Regions from separate parts of the Homo sapiens genome. Here region 2 is linked to region 1. Evidence: chromatin loops called from intact Hi-C (ENCODE). Cell type or tissue: mammary epithelial cell. All regions are shown on one strand. Links, peaks and the distances in the headings refer to the core of each region. The heading gives the core; the rest is flanking DNA. Region 1 has its middle 120 kb from the start of ACSL4. Region 2 has its middle 43 kb from the start of ACSL4.

Region 1 (9,116 bases), core at 3,685-6,184:
ACCAAGAAGAGGAGTAGTAGGGATAGGAATAGGTTTCTCTTCACCATCATTGCAGTTTTCAAAAGGCAACCTCTATTCTCTTTTCAGGCCAACTCTTGATGGGTAGCTGGGGTGGAGGTGATGATAGGGTCAGTTCAGCTGAAATGGGACCTTTTTAAATAGCTATGGGAAGTGGCTGGCCCTGATAACTGGGGCTATTAGATTGCTTTTAATGGCTGCCTACCATTTCATTGTATCAATGCACCATGACTTTTGGAATCAATCTCTCATTTTGGACATTAGATTATTTCCAGTCTTTTACTATGTTAAAGAATGATGTAAAGAACATACTTACTGGGGCCGGGTGCGGTGGCTCCTGCCTGTAATCCCAGCACTTTGGGAGGCCGAGGTGGGCAAATCACGTGGTCAGGAGATCGAGACCATCCTGGCTAACATGATGAAACCCTGTCTCTACTAAAAATACAAAAATTAGCCAGGCGTGGTGGTGGGTGCCTGTAGTCCCAGCTACTCTGGAGGCTGAGGCAGGAGAATGGCGTGAACCCAGGAGGTGGAGCTTGCAGTGAGCTGAGATCAGGCCACGCACTCCAGCCTGGGTGACAGAGCAAGACTCCGTCTCTAAAAAAAAAAAAAAAAGACCATACTTAAACTGGGGGTTGGTTGTAAAGAGTACCAAAAAAAAAAAAAAAAAAAAAGAGAACATACTTGTACAGAAATCTTGTGTTTGATGAAATAAGCCATCAATAAATGTTGGTTATTATTACAATTATGATAATAAAGAGGAGGATTTTTAAGTAAAGTTTCCAGGCTCAGTTGAGGACATGGATGATACTTATCATACCTTTCCACTTACCTTTCTCATCAACATCCTTAATTCTGGCAGTCAGAATTATATCCCCCAGGCAGGAAATTGGAAGCTTCCTCTCTGGGAAATTTGATTGGCTTAAGAGAAAAGGCCCACAGATACCAATAATTGTAGGGTCTCCCAATGAAGTGGCCAGGTCCACCTAAGGACATAAGGCTAATCAATCAATAATTGCCCCCCCGCATCTCCCCACACACAGATTTTCAGTTTCCACACTCCTAAATACAAATGAATAATTAAGAATAGTGAAGCATTGGCGAAAAGTCTTTAATAGAATAAAAGAATATGAAACACACATTGAAAAAAGGAACTTGGAAGAAACAGAAATAATGTAGGGAGGAGAAGAAGCCATAAAATCCCTATAATTAACATTTTCAGAGAGATGCATAGATACATCATGTCCATGAAACATGGATGCTAGAAATAAAAAGAAACATTCTAAGAATAAGAATGAATTCTGTCTGTGTCAGGGTGGTGCATGGTCCACATTGAGAAACAGAGATGCTCAGGCTGTGCCCTCAAGATGACCAAGTGGGAGACAGAAGCACCAGTGGTGGCAGAAACCCCTGACATCAAGTTCTTTGGGAAGTGGAGCACTGATGATGCACAGATCAGTGACATTTCCCTTCAGGATTACATTGCAGTGAAGGAGAAGTATACCAAGTACCTGCCTCACAGCATAGGGCTGTATGCCGCCAATTACATCCACAAAGTGTGATGTCCCATCATGGAGCATTTCACTAACTCAATGATGATGCATGGCCACAACAGCAAGTAGCTCATGACTCTGCCTTGTCAAGCATGCCTTCAAGATCATCCACCTGCTTACAGGCAAGAACCCTCTGCAGGTTCTGGTGAATGCCAGCATCAAATGTGGCCCTGGGAGGACTCCACATATATCGAGCAAGCTGAGACTGTGAGACAGCAGGATGTGGACATGTCCCCACTGTACCATGTGAATCAAGCCATCTGGCTGCTGTACACAGGTACCAGTGAGGCTGCCTTCCAGAATATCAAGACCATCACTGAATACCTGGCCGATAAGCTCATCAGCATTGCCAAGAACTCTTCCAACTACTATGCCATTGAGAAGAACAACCTGGAGCTCATGGCCAAGTCCAACTGCTGATTTCCTGGCTGTAGCCCAATAAACCTGTCTGCCTTTCAGGGTGGCCCCACAAAAAAAAAAAAAAAGAGAAGAAAAGAAAAAAAAAATGAGCTCCTAAAAACTCAAACTACTTGAATAGAAATTTCTTACAATTAAAAGTTTACTTATTATGTATCTATGGATATATTTTTAATTAATCTCTAAGAATGTAAAACAAAAGTGCAAAGAGTTGGGGAAAAGAGAAAAAGAATAGGAGAATTAGAGAACAAATATCCATTAGGAATGCCCAGAGAGACAACAGAAAAATAGAGGGGAAGAAATAATCAAAGACATAATAAAAGAAATTTCCCTCCAAACAGAAGGAAATGAGTTTACAGACTAAAGGGCCAACTATGTATTTAGCACAATGACTATATGACACATAGAGACATTGTTGTGAAATTTCAGAATGCTGGGGATAAGGTCTCCAAAAATGTACCTCTCACTAACCATTTCTCAGGAAGCCACAAGAACATGTGCTCTACCAAGACAAGGGAGTGGTCAAAGGAATATATGGGGTCCAGGAAGTAGAAGGTTGAACACAAGAGAATGATAAAGAAAATTCCCAGGATGAAGGTGAAAGGAAAGCCCAGGAAGAAAGCTGTGCTGTAGGTTAGGGATAGGTAAATGGAAGGGTCTGGAAAGATGTATCCAGGAAAAAAGATAGAACCAACAAATTACCTGATATGTTGGCCATATTGAGAAGCATTTTAGAGTCCTTTTGGAAAGTATGGGGTTGGGTTAGTACTAATAGGCACACAAAACTAAGCTAGTGAAAAAGAAAATCATCATTAATTCTAAGAAAAACTACAGAACTGTGTGTATGTAAGGAAGGGAAAGGATTAGAAGGAAGCTAAATCATCATATCCCATACAAGAAGTGAATTTTTAAAAACCACTTAAAATTTATATATCATAAAATAGCAATATAAGCTATAATTCCAGAATTTAGAGTTGCATACCAAAGCAAAACCATAAACCAACCAAGAGAGATAAGAATGGTTGTCTCTTAGAAGTGGGAAACAGGGATTGGGAGGATGGAGGTAGCTGTTGTTTTTTTTTTTTCAACATAGGACTTTGGGGTACTATCTGTTCAACTATATGCATTTATTACTTTAGTAAGAGTAGTAACTGTTGAATAGTGTCTTGTGGAGTTTATATAATTCAAATAAAATTCTTAGCACACTACTTGAAGCATATAAGTGTCATTTATTTATTTAGACAGAGTCTTACTCTGTTGCCCAGGGTGGAGTCAGTGGCATGAACACCACTCACTGCAGCCTCAATCTCCTGGGCTCAAGTGATCCTCCCACTTCAGTCTTCCGAGTACCTGAGAATACAGGTGTACAACATCATGCCTAGCTTTTTTTTTTTTCCAATTTTTTGTAGAAATGGGGTCTCACCATGTTGCCCAGGCTGGTCTTGAACTCTTGGGCTCGAGCAAACCTCCTGCCTTGGCTTCCCAAAGTGCTGGAATTACAGGCATGAGCCACCTTGCCCAGCCAAACGTCACTATTTAAACTCCCTGTTATATAGTATGTACTAAAAAAACATAAAGTGGAAAGTAGTTATAATATTAGCTATAGAAAACTATGTTTATTTAATCAGGAAGGTCAACCGGCTCTATAGTGTTGGAAATCATGTAAGTCTTTGGCTTTCAGCCATTTTAGATCATTAGGGCTACTTCCTATCTTCTATTCACACACAAAAATTGAGAGCTTTACTATCACTTCCTTTATTCTTGTAAGTCAAGAAAGACAATTGTGCCTTTGTCCTTCTGACATTTAGCCCAGAAGTGAAATGGGCTACAACACAAATAAATGACCTGGTTTTGTTTTGTAAAGCACATGAAACCTTGATGTCTCAGACTGGATAGAGTTTTCTCCAACTTTGCAAAGGTGCTGATACTTCTATTTGCAAGGCTGAAGACACTGACTTTCCCTGATAGCTAAGCAACCAAAACTTTGAACTCTCAGGTTAGGGAAATGAAATCTGAAAAAACAGCTTAAGGATCTCCTATGATCTTCTCCACATCTAGAAGTGTACCTGGGGAGTTTTTTTTTCCCAAGACTTCCCACATCCAAAAATCTTAAATTCTGCTTTGTTTATTTGTTTGAGTTTTTTCTTTCCTTCTATTTAATTGCAAACTAGAACTATGCATTGAGACAGTTTGATTTTGATTAAAGGCCTAGTCACACACAATTTGGATAACATTTCCTATTCTCCAAAAGAGTCGAAAATTTGTAGAATAAAGAGGGCATATAGGTGGTGTCGTTTCCAATACAACTCTGGACTGTGGTGTCAAATTGTCCTGGGTTTGAGTCTCAATTCTACCACTTCCTGTCACCGTAAGCAAGTTACTTAACTTCTATGCCTCAATTTTCACATCTGGTAAATGGAGACAGTCATAGCATCCACTCTCTAAAATTCTTGTAAAGATTAAATGAGATATGGCATGATAATCACTTCTCACAGTGCTTGGTCCATAGTAAGCACCAGAAAATTGAAAGCAGTTTTCCTTATTCCTCTTATCTCTCTAGGAAATGAAACCAATCCTTTCTATTTGAGGTATGGCAATCAAAAGGTACCCAATCATTGGATAAAGAAAATGTGGTATGTATACACCATGGAATATTATACAACCATAAAAAAGAATGAAACCATGTCCTTTGCAGCAATATGGATGCAGCTGGAGGCCATTATCCTTAGCAAATTAAGGCAGGAACAGAAAACCAAATACTGTCATGTTTCACTTACAAGTGGGAGCTAAACATTGGGTACACATGGATATAAAGATGGCAACATTAGACACTGGGATCTGCTAGAGAAGGCAGAGAGAGAGGATGGGGGCAGGAGCTAAAAAACTGCCTGTTGGGTACTATGCTCACTACCTGGGTGACAAGATCATTCAAACCCCAAACCTCATCATCATACAATAAACCCACAACAAACGTGTACTCTCGAAATCTAAAATAAATGTTTAAATTACAAAAAAAGTTACCCAATTGAGCCTTAGATATATCATCCAAACTGGAAAAGTATAAAAGTTGGAGGTAGCCCAAATTATCAAAATTAATACTTTTCATTTCTTCATGGTAAAAGGAAAGCTATTTTTAAAAATTCAACTGTGGTTTCTCATCGTGTCTCTGGCGCCCACTAGTGGTAAAATACATGAATTTTCTCCCAGTTTCTGGGTGCATTTTGAAAATACGGCCCAATATTTAAGCTCTAAACTGGAACTGAGAGATAATTCTTTAAACTGCAGCTGTGATGTTTGTTTTTTTGACTCAAATCAAGATGTTACATATTTTATCTGTGTTTACCCTTACAACTCTGGCTGCTGAAAGCACGCACACGTGCACACACATTTCCTGGGTCAAATTCAGGTCAAACTTTTGAAAGAAAATAGTTCTTGTTTTAGACTTGGATTCTCTACTTAGACTGGGATGAAAATACAAGATGACCTAATGAAGAACTAACAACGCACCAGTAGTTACAACCTTGGAGATTACCAGGCCAGATCTATAGGAACCACACAAGAGCTGAAAAACTCCAACTACGGATTGGCACTGGTAGTTTACATGGATAACTTTGATGAAGAAAATAATCTTTCATAGCCTGCACTGAGGAACTTCTGGGAAAAGTCATTTGAAGTTCTGTTAATTATTCAGCAAATTATTTTCATATTTTACTTTAAATCTACATTACTTAGATTGTCTCTTTGTCATTGGTTGCTTGAGAAAGATTTAAAAGAGATCAAGACAACTACATTTTCAATTAAAAGACAATCATAAAACCTTCTAATTTGGATCACCATGCAACATCCGGCCTGGGGAAAAAGGAAAGGCCATTTCCGATTCCAGTGGCTTGAGAAATTTCTGACGTAAAAGTTCTATTAAATGTTTATTTAATCAAAAAGAATGACTAAATTCTTTGTTGTCATGCCTCATGTTGCTTCATGATTTTCTCTATTTTTTCCTTCTTTGTGTTCTTTACCCTATCTATTGCCATTCCTTTTCCCTACACCTCTCTCAAATCAATTCTGCTTTATCTTACAGGGTTAGGAATCAGATTTCAAGTTTCCTGAGACACCACCTCCACAGAACCATTGAATTTACATCATCATTAAATAGTGTATTCCAGAAAATATGACTAAATAACCAAAGTTGCCACGGTTTCAGAGCTTCTAGGAAGGGAGTTGCTTTTCTTGGCTCTGCTCTGAAATATGCTCCCCAACATGCCCAATTTTGCTTTCTCTTTGTCTGTTGGACAATGCAGCCTGCACCATATTCGCTACACCTCCCACATTGCCTAAGACCTCAATTATTGTAACCTTGTTCTATCTCTGCATATTTGGTAATTGAATAAAATAACGTATTGTACCCAGCAAATAGTGTCCTGTACCCATCCAGTGCAGAACACAGAATGCGCTGGAGAATTAATGGAGCACAGAGAAAACGTTCTAGCAGTGGGAATCATCTGAGAAAATCTTCAGCTAATGAGCTGGGAAGCTGGTTTTGCCATTTGGGATATGAGCCTCCCCAAACTACCAAAATGTGACTTTACTTTGCCTACTATGGATCATAATGATAACAAACAATAAAAAAAAGAAAAATCAACAAAGAAATAGATCCTAGGTCTCCCAAAATACAACTGAATAAAAGCTAGAAGACACAAAGGTATAAACCTTGCTTGTAAAATCTAACCCTACTTATAAAAGTTGTCATATTGAGCAGAAACTATGTCTTGACTGAATTTTTTGTATCTTCTCCCGAAGCCAGAAAAGTGCTCTCAATGAACTCAAGTGAGCGTTGACATGAACTTGATTGTCTCTCTCTTGGTTAGGGAAAAGTGCAATTACTGAAATGGTTGTGAAATTCTGGGACCAAGTTCGGCCCATTTCAGGCAGAGGGGTTACCCACTTCGAGGAAAGTGCTGAGATTAGCCCAGTTTCCTATGACTTCTGCACCACTTTAATTTCTGCTCATTACAGAGCAAGACCCTCAAGGGCTTTTGGAGCCCTTGAAGAAAGAATCAGCCACGCTTAGTAGAATTTTAGTGTTAAATGTGTTTTACTGTCTTCCTATTCTTTTTTAAATTGAGAATTCTCATACAGGACATAAGTAGTTCCAAGCTTACAAATAGAGTCAGTTCTAAAAATGTGTTTGTAAGTCAGTTTTTTGAACTCAGATTCCATTTCCCCAAGGATCAATAGTGTAAATGTTGACTAGGTTCCAAGTCCAACCTGGAAGAGTTTCTCTAACCTTTAATGTTGATGAAATACTGAATCTTGGCCAAAGAAAATAGCAGAAAATGGTTGTAGCAAAACCAATAATTAAATGAAGCAGAAATAAATTGAATAATTATTTTTTTCTCTAATGCTAATGCTTGGAGCAAAACAAGTTTAATTGTAGAAGAAGGTGGAAGTAGGTGGAGACTTTTGTAGCAATTTAAATTGGGAGGCTTTTGGGTTTCTTGAGGAGCTATGCACTCGCTGGCTCCGGTGCCTTATTCTGCTTTACTGCTAATCTTCCTCTCCTATTTCAGAGTGAGGTTCATGGTGCTCAAGAGTTGACCATCTGGCAATTAGTGGATCTTGGACTACCATGTTCAAACTCCTATTATTCGGCTTGTTTTATCACTTAGTTATTGCAGGCTAGCCTGGCGATTTGATAATCATACAGTTACGCATTTTTTAAATTTATAGTCATGTATTCTTTCATTTATGCCCACAGTGGATTGTTGGCTAAAGACAAGAAACACAGGACTGCTGTTGAAATGCAAGTGAATAAGGATGATAAGAATGATAGTGATTCTGAAAATTCGTTTTTGTATGAGCTGAATTGTGTTCCCTACCCCACAACAAATGCATATGTTGAAGTCCTAACTTCAAGTACTTCCGAATGTGTCTGTGTTTAGAGATAAGGTCTTTTAAGAGGTAATTAAGTTAAAATGAGGTCATTAGGGCAGGCCCTAATCCACTATGACTGCTGTCCTTATAAGAGGAGGAAATTTGAACACAGACACACACAGAGAGGAGACCATGAAGACACAGGGAGAAGACAACTATCTCCAAGCCAAGGAAAGAGGCCACAGAAGAAACCAATCCTGCCAACTCCTTGATCTTGGCACCTAGTCTCCAGAATTGTGAGAAAATAAATGTCTGTTGTTTAAGCCACTCAGTCTGTGGTACTTTGTTATGGAAGCCCTAGTAAACCAATATATTGTCTGAAACTGCTGTTTATCAGATTCCTAAGTGATAACAATCTGATTTTAAAAATTATATAGTACATTAAGCTATCTCTCACACTTTAAACATCAATGGCAAAACTAAAGGTATAGTAACAATTATATCTAATTTGGCTCTACATTTCTTGGGGAAAAAAGAATAAACACATTTGCTATGTTATTGGTGAAGAAAGTCTGGAGAAATAGTATTTTCTTCTAATGTCTTCATTTAGAAACAAAATACTAAAATTATGTAAATATGTGAACTTATCTTTACAATACAAAATGCAACAATTTCAAACAGCATGACATGAAAGCAGTTTTTGTCTAGTTTTGATGCCATAATACGTAACTGCTTTTGACATTTTAATATACATTCAGTCTCCAAATAAAACATACTGTAATATTATGTTTATAGTTGTCAAAAATTATGTTCATTTTGCATACTTTAAACAGTTTGCATCACTCAAATAAGATAAATCAATTTTTCCTATATTTTAAATAATATTAAAAATTGCATTAAAATGTATTTTTAAAATGTTAGCATTGTGGTAGGAAGCCTCTGAGATTGCCCCAGTGATTCCCACCTCCTGGTATTTAGGCCCTTGTGTAATCCCAACCCCATGCATGTGGGCTGAATCTAGTTACTTGCTCCTAAGAGAATATGGCAAAAGTAATGGGACTACACTTTTGAGACTAAGTTATGATTTCTCCCTTGCTTTCTTTTTCTCTCTCCTTTGCTCATTCTGAAGGAAGTCAACTGCCATTTTATGAGCTGTGAGCTGCCCTATGGAGAGGTCCACATGGTAAGGAACTGATGTCTCTGGCCAACAGCCAGAGAGGACTGAATCCTTCTAGCTACCACAGAAGTGAGTTTGGA
Region 2 (9,116 bases), core at 2,346-4,845, 82 kb before region 1:
AGGAGTTTAAGCCTAGCCCAGACAACATAATGAGACCCCATCTCCACAAAAAAATATTAGCCAGGTGTGGTGGCATGCGCCTGTGGTCCCAGATACTCGGGAGGCTGAGATGGGAGGATTGCTCGAGCCTGGGAGGTCCAGGCTGCATTGAGCCATGATTGAGCCACTGCACTCCAGCCTGGGAGACAGAACAAAACTCCCAAAAAGAAAAAAACCAAAATGGAAAAACAAAACACAATGGAAAAATGTTAAAATTTATATTATTCTAGTGGCACTATAAGGTGACATTCGTTTCAGAGATTCACATCAGAAATTCCAGTTGCAAAACTCTATTTATTCTTCTCTTTAAACTGGTATTTAAATTTATGGGAGCCATGACTACATCTATTTTTCTATCATCGTAGAACATACTGTTATAAAATGTACGCAACTATTTGAACTTGGGCATGGATATGGAATCCAGTCAGTGGTTTAAAGAAGGTGAGAAAATAGCTGGGTGCGATGGCTCACGCCTGTAATCCCAGCACTTTGGGAGGCCCAGGTGGGAGGATCACTTGAGGTCAGGAGTTCGAGACCAGCTTGGCCAACATGGCAAAAACCCATCTCTACTAAAAATACAAAAAATTAGCTAGTTGTGGTGGCGGGCACCTGTAATCCCAGCAACTTGGGAGGCTGAGGCAGGAGAATCACTTGAACCCAGGAGGTGGAGTTGCAGTGAGCCGAGATCACACCACTGCTCTCCAGCCTGCATGACAGAGTGAGACTCTGTCAAAAAAAAAAAAAGGAAGGAAGGAAGGAAGGAGGGAAGGAAGGAAGAAAGGAAAGAAGGAAGGAAAGAAAAAGAAGTTGAGAAAACTGAAAATGTTTACTACTTTGCTCCCAGAGAAAAAAATTACTGACCTAATGTCCTTAAACATATTCAGTCATTCATGCAACGCATATCTGTTAAAGAGTGTACTATGTGCAGGCTGGGCGAGGTGGCTCACACCTGTAATTCCAGCAGTTTGGGAGGCCAAGGTGGGTAGGTAACCTGAGCTCAGGAGTTTGAGACCAGCCTGGCCAACATGGCAAAACCCCGTCTCTACTAAAAATACAAACATTAGCCAGGTAAGGTGGCAGGTGCCTGTAATCCCAGCTACTCGGGAGGCTGAGGCAGGAGAATTGCTTAAACCCAGGAGGTGGAGGTTGCAGTGAGCCAAGATTGTGCCACTGCACTCAAGACTGGGCGACAGAGTGAGACTCCATCTCAAAAAAAAAGAGTGTACTATGTGCTGAGCACTGTGGTAAGCACTAGGAATACCATGGTGAGTTCTTGCTCTCAAGGAACTCGCAATTTAGTGACAGATGATAATCAAATAATCAGGAACTGGGATGCTAGTCTCTGAGGTCAGCTGCTCCTTGGCATACCCTTGGAAGGTCAGCCCTTCTGAAGGAAGGTGGACTGTCCGAAGTCAAGAAGCCCTCAGTGGTAGGCAGGCTGGAGGGGCAGCAAGGAGTCCTCATAACAGAGGAACCCCATTGCTCTGTTCTTTAGATGTTTCCAGAGAGTAAGCCCAAAGCTACGTAGAAAGAACGGCTTCAAGCTGAGCATTGTGGTTCATGCCTGTAATTCCAGTGATTTGGGAGGCTAAGGCGGGAGGATCATTTGAGGCCCGGAGTTTGAGACCTGCCTGAGCAACATAAGGAGACCTCTACAAAAAAAAAAAAAAAGGGCGGGGTGTGGTGGTGTGCACCTATGGTTCCAGCTACTCAGGAGGCTGAGGTAGGAGGATCACTTGAGCCCAGGAGTAAGAGGCTGCAGTGAGCCATGTCTCAGTGAGCCATGCTTGCACCACTGCATTCCAGTGTGAGCAACAGAGCAAGACCCTGACTATATAAAATAGGAGGTAGGGGTGGGGGTGGGAGGTGGTTGCTAAGGAATCAGTGTTGTGGCCCCTGACAAGGAAGAGGGCTAGGGCACTTTCCATGCAGGCTGCCACTCCCTGGTGTTGATCAATAAATATTTTTTTCATGAAAAAACATAATCAAGTAATCACACTCAAAAATGTAAAAAGCAACTGTGACAAGTGCTCCAAGGGCATAGCACACAGTGCTATGATACTTTATAACAGCTGGATTGACCTAGTGAGGGGGACCAAAGAAGGCTACCCTGAAGAGATTGCTCAAAATGTGATCTGAAGCATGAATAAATGTTAGGTGAGAAAAAAAGGAGAAAGGGTTCCATCTGAAAATAAAGAAAACTCAAAATATGCAAAGTCCCCATATCAGGAGGAAGCATGGTGACATGAATAACTTAGAGATAAATGTAGCTGTGGTGTGGACAGTAATGGGGTTTCGGGTGACGTTGGAAACTAAACATGTGCCAGATCACACAGGGCCTTGTAGGCCACATTAAGGAGTTTTGTGTTTTACTGTAAGGGTGGTGGGAAGCCATAAAGGTTTTAAGTATGAGGATGATAAAACATTCCTTACAAAAAGACCATTCTAACTATAATCAGAATAGATTGGAGGGGAGCCAGAGTAGATATGTGTAGATATTAGGAAATGCTGCAGTACTCCAGGTGAGAGGTGATGGTACAATAGTGATAATGGAGACAGAAAGAAGTGGATAGATTCTGAATTTTGTTAGAAAGTAGAATAAGCAGAATTTGGCAAAACACAAGTGTCAAGTTGAGGGGAGGGACAGGAGGTATCAAAAGACTCCTAAGCGCAACGAGATAGAATGGTAGGGTAAGCCACTAAGATAAGGAAGGCTGGAAGAGTACCAGGTTTGGGGAGTGAGATCAGTTTGAGGGGGCTTTAAGACATCCTACAGGAGAGATCAAGTAGGCGGTTGGATATACAGTCCTAAAGGTCAGAGGAGCAGTCCGAGATGGAAATATAGATTGGGCTCATCTGTATGTCAGTGGTAGTTATGCTGTGGTTATGGGTGAGCTTGCCAGGGAGACAGTATAGAGTGAGATGGGAGAGAACTGAGGACTGGGCCTTAGGAAAAGCCACCATTTGTCATGGGAAAGAAGTTGCAACAATACATGGGTTATTTCTCTACTTCTGGAATTCAGAAACCCTGAATTTTTCTTTTGTTTTTTGGCTTGGCCACTCAATTATTTGGCACCATCCCCAAAAACAACTCTCCTCTGTTTAAATCAGCATTCCAGTTGTGGAAGGGAACTGTGTCATTTTTGAGGAGTACTTTAGCTTTTTACCAAATATCATTAGGAAGATGATCATAAATACACTGTAAATTGAGCATACGGCAACAAAGGTTTAACTTGTTAGAATATTGAGCAAAACAAGTAGGACTCACCGTGACTGCTGTACCCTTCTAGAGTGGTGGGAAGAGGGATGGCCCCTCGACTATTATGGTCTTCAAGATGGTTGTGGTCCTACATGCTTAGCTATTCTCTAAGAATACAGCTATGCTTTCTAAGTATAAAGGCTGTTCTGGAAGAAAGAGCGAGAAAGGAAAAGAAAAAAGCAAGGGCTTCCCCTCCACCTTTGTTCGCTTCATTCTGTAGTGCATACTTTTATGCCCTTGGGAAGTGGAAGGGAGGAATGAGCTAATAATTTGGTTGATTCAACCTTCTGACCTCTGAGTCAAAAAATTACCCAATAGTCCTTTTAGCAGGCGATGAGGGGGTAATGCATTCAGAGTCAGGAGTCTGTGCCTCTGATAATGATTCATATGCTGAGTGACCTTCGGGTAAGCCATGCAAACTCCCTCCGTTTCAATATCAGTAATACCAACTGTCCCCCCTATCTCTTGGGGTTGTTATGAGAGTGTGATGAGATCACAGATCTGAAAGCATTTTTTAAATGTCAGACATTATCATACCAAAAAGGAAGCCGTCCACCAAGAGCTGGTCTGTCTTGATATAACTTTGTTACACAATTGATGTATTAATTCCTGTTCTATTTTTCTAGCTAGCTGCTTCTACCACTACAAAGTTAGTATCAAAATGTCTAAATAAGCAGTTGTATTAATCAATGTTCCAGTTTACAAATGGAAACTCTGCAACAAAAAATGTAAAAACCTAGATTACTTTTTATCATAATGTGAATTCAAAGGTCTTGACTTAGCCCACTGGGCCCTACGTTATCTAGTTCCCAACTATGTTTTTGACCTCATCCTTGACTTTCCCTCACTCTGCTTTAGCCTTTTTGGACTTCTCGCTGTTCCTTGAATAACCCAAGCACTGTCTTATACAAAGGCCTTTGTATTGCTGCTATTCACTCAGAATGCGATCAATCCCTCCTGACATCCTTCATTTCATTTGAGTCTCAACGGCCTAAGATATGATGCAGAGGCCTTCTCTAACTACCCTATTTAACTACCCTAAATACTCCTATCTAAAGTAGCACATACCCCTATCACTTGCCACCCATGTGTCTGTTTCCCTCCTCTTAGGTTTGCTTTATTATTTTGCATAGCACTAATCACCACTTGACACCCAATATTTGTTTTTCAGTTTTCCTCCCAATAAGAGTGTAAGTTTTATAAGAACAGGATATTTTTGTTTGGTTTGTTCCTCTGCTGTATACTTAGCACTTATAATATAGGCTGGCACATAGTAGGCATATGATAAATAGCTGTTGAATAAAAGAACAAAGGAACATAAGTATACTACTGAACTAGCCAGAGCTCATAAGAAAAATGAAAAAAAATAGAAAGAAAAAAATAGAGCTAAGCAATTGTTGTGGGTGTAGTTGTGATAGAACTGTTCTGATGAAGTCTGTTAAATCACATCAGAAAACTGAATAAAATAGGTCAGATTTTGCAGTCACATTTCATTTCATGAAATGTATTATTCTTTTTAAACTCTATGGAGTATAACTTATTGATTTATTTTTATAGTTAATTAATTACTGCCTGCTTCTATCTTCTTTTGTTTACAAGGAATAAATAGTTAAAATATTCAGATATTTCTACTACTTCTTCCAGGCTCAGAGGGAGCCAGATCCCTAAGTACTATAACCAATACCTGGAACTATGTCCTCATTCATTGGCAATGACCTAGGATGAGACAAAACTCCTAGTAGAGATGTCTTTGTCTTCATCCTCTTCCTCCTTGACATCATCACACTTTTAACAACAAAAAAGACATTTGTTGATTGATTTTTTGTGTGTGTATCTGGCACTCTGGCAAGCATTGAGATTTTAATAACCTTTCTATATCTTACCCCCAACCGCAAAACTTTAAGTGGTCTCACTTGGAAACAATGGCACATAAACTGTCTTTGTATTTAGAAATCAGAAATAAGATGGCACTTTTGAAGTAAAGGCTTCATGCAAACAGGATAGTGGAATGGTTAAGAGCATAGGTCTTGTCTGGAGTCAGAGGTCAGAGCGCTCAAATCAAATTCCTGCTCAGGAACTTCCACAAGCTGTGTGACACTGGCATGCTGTACAACCTCTCTGTTCCTTACTGTCTTCATGTGTAAAGCAATAATAATAAATGTATACCACAGAGGAGTTTTGAGGAATAAACGAGGTAATTCATGTAAGGTGCTTAGAACTGAACCTGGTAAATTGAAAATGCTCAATAAGTATTAGCTATTATTGCACAAGGGACTCAAAGTTTGCAGAGTCTAAAAAAGGCAACTCTGGCTGCAAATCAAAGAACATCTTCTTATGTGAAAAAGGTGGAAAGACTAACAGTTACTCAATATCATTTGTGTCAAGCCCTCATACACAGTGATCATTTTAAGTTTATAACTAGGAAGTCCAGAAACATACTGGAAACACAGATACAAGGCTTTCAAAAAACCCATACATTTTCGTAAATCAGGAGTTGGCAAACTTTTTCTATAAAAGACCCTATGGGAGATATTTTAGACTTTACAGACCAGACAATGTCTGTTGTGACTACTCAACTCTGCTGCCATGGGGCGAAAACACTCATCAGCAATGTGTAAATGAATGGGCATAGCTAATAAAACTTTATTTACAAAAACAGGCAGTGGGCTGGCCCGTGGGTCATTATTTGCCCACCTCTGCTCCAAATAATGATCCTAGTCTATCAGGGTTCTAAAGGCCACTTACGCTGAGTAACCACAGAAAGCAAATACATTAGGGAGGAGAATATAAGGAATGAGGACAATTCAATAAATGTAAGAATAAACAATGGGTCATTTAATACCTTTCCTCTCCTATCCCAAATAGTAGTAGATGCCTTAGATGACAAGGGAACGGTGAACTTCGTTTATTCTCTCCTTCATTTAACACATAATTGTGAAGCACTTATGCCCCAGGCATTGTGCTGTGATCTATGATGCAGAGTGAAAACAGATCTAGTCCCTGCCTTCACGTAACTTACAATCTAATCAGATAGGGATACGGATAAACATCAGCCAAATAATCACACGAACAAACTTAAACCTGTACCTATGCTAGATCCTACGAAAGCTTATAAGAGGAGGATGGCTCTAGTTATGGAGCTCATGGTTGTCTTCCCTGAGAAACGTGAACCTAAAACTTGACCTGAGATCTGACAAGTGAGTTGCTTTATTAGGCAATAGAATAACTATTCGGAGCAAAGGGAACAGCATACGTTCTTTTAGAATAGAAAGGATGGTGCATGCAAGGGATGAAAATAAGATCACTATGATTGGAGTCCAGAGATCCAGACAGAGCATGGTGAGATGGAGCTGGAAAGATAGGCACAGGTCAGACTATAAAGGACCATGGCAGCAATCAATGCTTTATTTATTCAGCAAATATTTACTGAACACTACTCTACATCAGGCTCTGTGGATACTGTGGTGAATGAGAAAAGCAGACATTAAACAAATAAACACTCAAATCTTTAATTACGAAGTTCTGCCTTTAGAAGTTCTATGTCCTGGCTGGGCGCAGTGGCTCATGCCTGTAATCCCAACACTTTGGGAGGCTGAGGCAGGCAGATCACGAGGTCAGGAGATCGAGACCATCCTTGCTAACAAGGTGAAACCATGTCTCTATTAAAAATACAAAAAATTAGCCAGGTGTGGTGGCAGGCGCCTGTAGTCCCAGCTACTCGGGAGTCTGAGGCAGGAGAATCACTTGAACCCGGGAGGCAGAGGTTGCAGTGAGCCGAGATCGCACCACTGCACACCAGCCGGGTGACAGAGCAAGACTCCATTAAAAAAAAAAAAAAAAAGTTTTATGTCCCAAAACTCTGTCCAGTGGCTTGATTTGTTTTTTAAAAAATTACCTGGCCTGTTTCCACAATGCAGTCCCAATTTAACAAGGTGCCCACGTTAGAACCACATTCAGGCCAGGCACAGTGGCTCATGCCTGTAATCCCAGCACTTTGGGAGGCCGAGGCGGGTGGATCACTTGAGGTCAGGAGTTCGATACCAGCCTGGCCAACATGGTGAAACCCCATCTCTATTAATAATACAAAAATTATCCAGGTGTGGTGGCGCACACCTGTAATCCCAGCTACTGGGGGTGCTGAGGCAGAAGAATCACTTGAACCCGGGAGGTGGAGGTTGCAGTGAGCTGAGATCACACCCTTCCACTCCAACCTGGGCGACAACAGTGAAACTCTGTCTCAAAAACAAACAAACAAACAAAAACAAAACAACAACAACAAAACTACATTCAAATGTATTACTCTATCAATATCATTTTGGCAATCATGAGTGGATTTGATATAAGATCCCCAGTACTCAGCCTGTGAAACACCATGCCAAATTATTATTATTATTATTATTATTGAGACTGGATGTTGCTGTGTCACCCAGGCCGGAGGGCAATGGCACAATCACAGCTCATTGCAGCCTCAGTGAACCTCACTTGAGGGATCAAGTGATTCTCCCACCTCAGTCTCACAAGTAGCTGGGACTACAGGTATGTGCCACCATGCCTGGCTAATTTTTTTCTATTTTTGGTAGAGACAGTGTCTCACTTTGTTGCCCAGGCTGGTCTCGAACTCCTAGGCTCAAACAATGCTGCTGCCTTGGCTTCCCAAAGTGCTGGGATTACAGGTGTGGGCCACCACGTTCAACACAACTCCAGATTAATAATGAGCACTGATAGTTTCTTTTTTGGGATGCGGGCTTCCAGACAGATGTGGCCTTTCATGCTGTCCATAGTGACAAGTCTTTATAACTTGCTATTGAGGATGGTATCATGGACAGGACTGTGACAATAAACCAGATCTGAGTATCTGACATACTAATTCAATTGTTTAAATCTGAGGTGTTTTCTTTTATTTTGCTATCTGCTTTTTAAACATATTTATTCCTGTGGTGAAGTGTGTAGATATAGTCTAGCTTATATTATAAACTCTTAAAAGGGGCAGAAAACTCTTCTGGGGAATTGCAAGATTAACAAATGCTTTTCCATGTTGATTATGAAAATCTAACAAGACTTTTAAACAGTTTCAAAGTGATTTCATTACAATGATACTATTTCACTCTTAACTCCATGGTCTATTTTTTCTTTCAAAGAAGAAAATTAAAATGTCATAGGATGGGCCGGGTGCAGTGGCTCACGCCTGTAATCCCAGCACTTTGGTAGGCCAAGGCAGGCGGATCGCCTGAGGTCAGGAGTTTGAAACAAGCCTGGCCAACATGGTGAAACCCCGTCTCTACTAAAAATACAAAAATTAGCTGGGCGTGGTGGCAGGCGCCTGTAATCCCAGCTACTCGGGAGGTTGAGGCGAGACAGTCGCTCGAATCTGGGAGGCGGAGGTTGCAGTGAGCCGAGATCGTGCCATTGAACTCCAGCCTAGGCAACAAAAGTGAAACTCCATCTAAAAAAAAAAAAAAAAAGGCCATAGGATGATTTGCTTTATGTGAACCTGGGCTGATTGCTATCCAGTACTTGATGCTAGTCTCTATGGGTAAATGAATTACATGATGATCTCCACTGCGGCAGTTCTGGTTCTCGACATGTTGTCCACAAATGCCTGGGGGTTCCTATGACCCTTTTAGGGAGCTGAAGAGATCGAACTTATTTTCAAAATAATGCTAAAATATTATTTGCCTTTTCCAGAGTGTTGGTAATTGTAATGATGGTGAAAAAGCAATGGTGGGTAAAACTGCTGGTGCTGTAGCATGGATTAAGGCAGGGGTACCAAACTATACTACTGGTTATTGTGTGCTTTATTACCACATATTGGCAGAAA

What was found. A loop is a pair of places that touch in the nucleus more often than their neighbours do. Peaks named below come from ENCODE experiments on the same cell type or tissue, not always from the same donor. Only the 100,000 strongest peaks of a DNase experiment are listed, where the experiment ranks them.
Region 2: it touches region 1 in a loop (2.6-fold over the local background); 7 of 110 quality-filtered maps call a loop at or near these places.

Annotation. Positions count from the first base shown.
Region 1 is chrX:109,851,929-109,861,044 of GRCh38, forward strand. It overlaps the pseudogene RPS5P7. Among named protein-coding and RNA genes, the nearest start is that of ACSL4, 120 kb to the left of the region's middle. In mammary epithelial cell, for the core only: a CTCF peak has its summit at 5,171 (motif pointing left); no DNase peak of the experiment used is centred there.
Region 2 is chrX:109,771,244-109,780,359 of GRCh38, forward strand. No RefSeq gene overlaps it. Among named protein-coding and RNA genes, the nearest start is that of ACSL4, 43 kb to the left of the region's middle. In mammary epithelial cell, for the core only: no CTCF peak of the experiment used is centred there; a DNase peak (open chromatin) is centred at 3,608.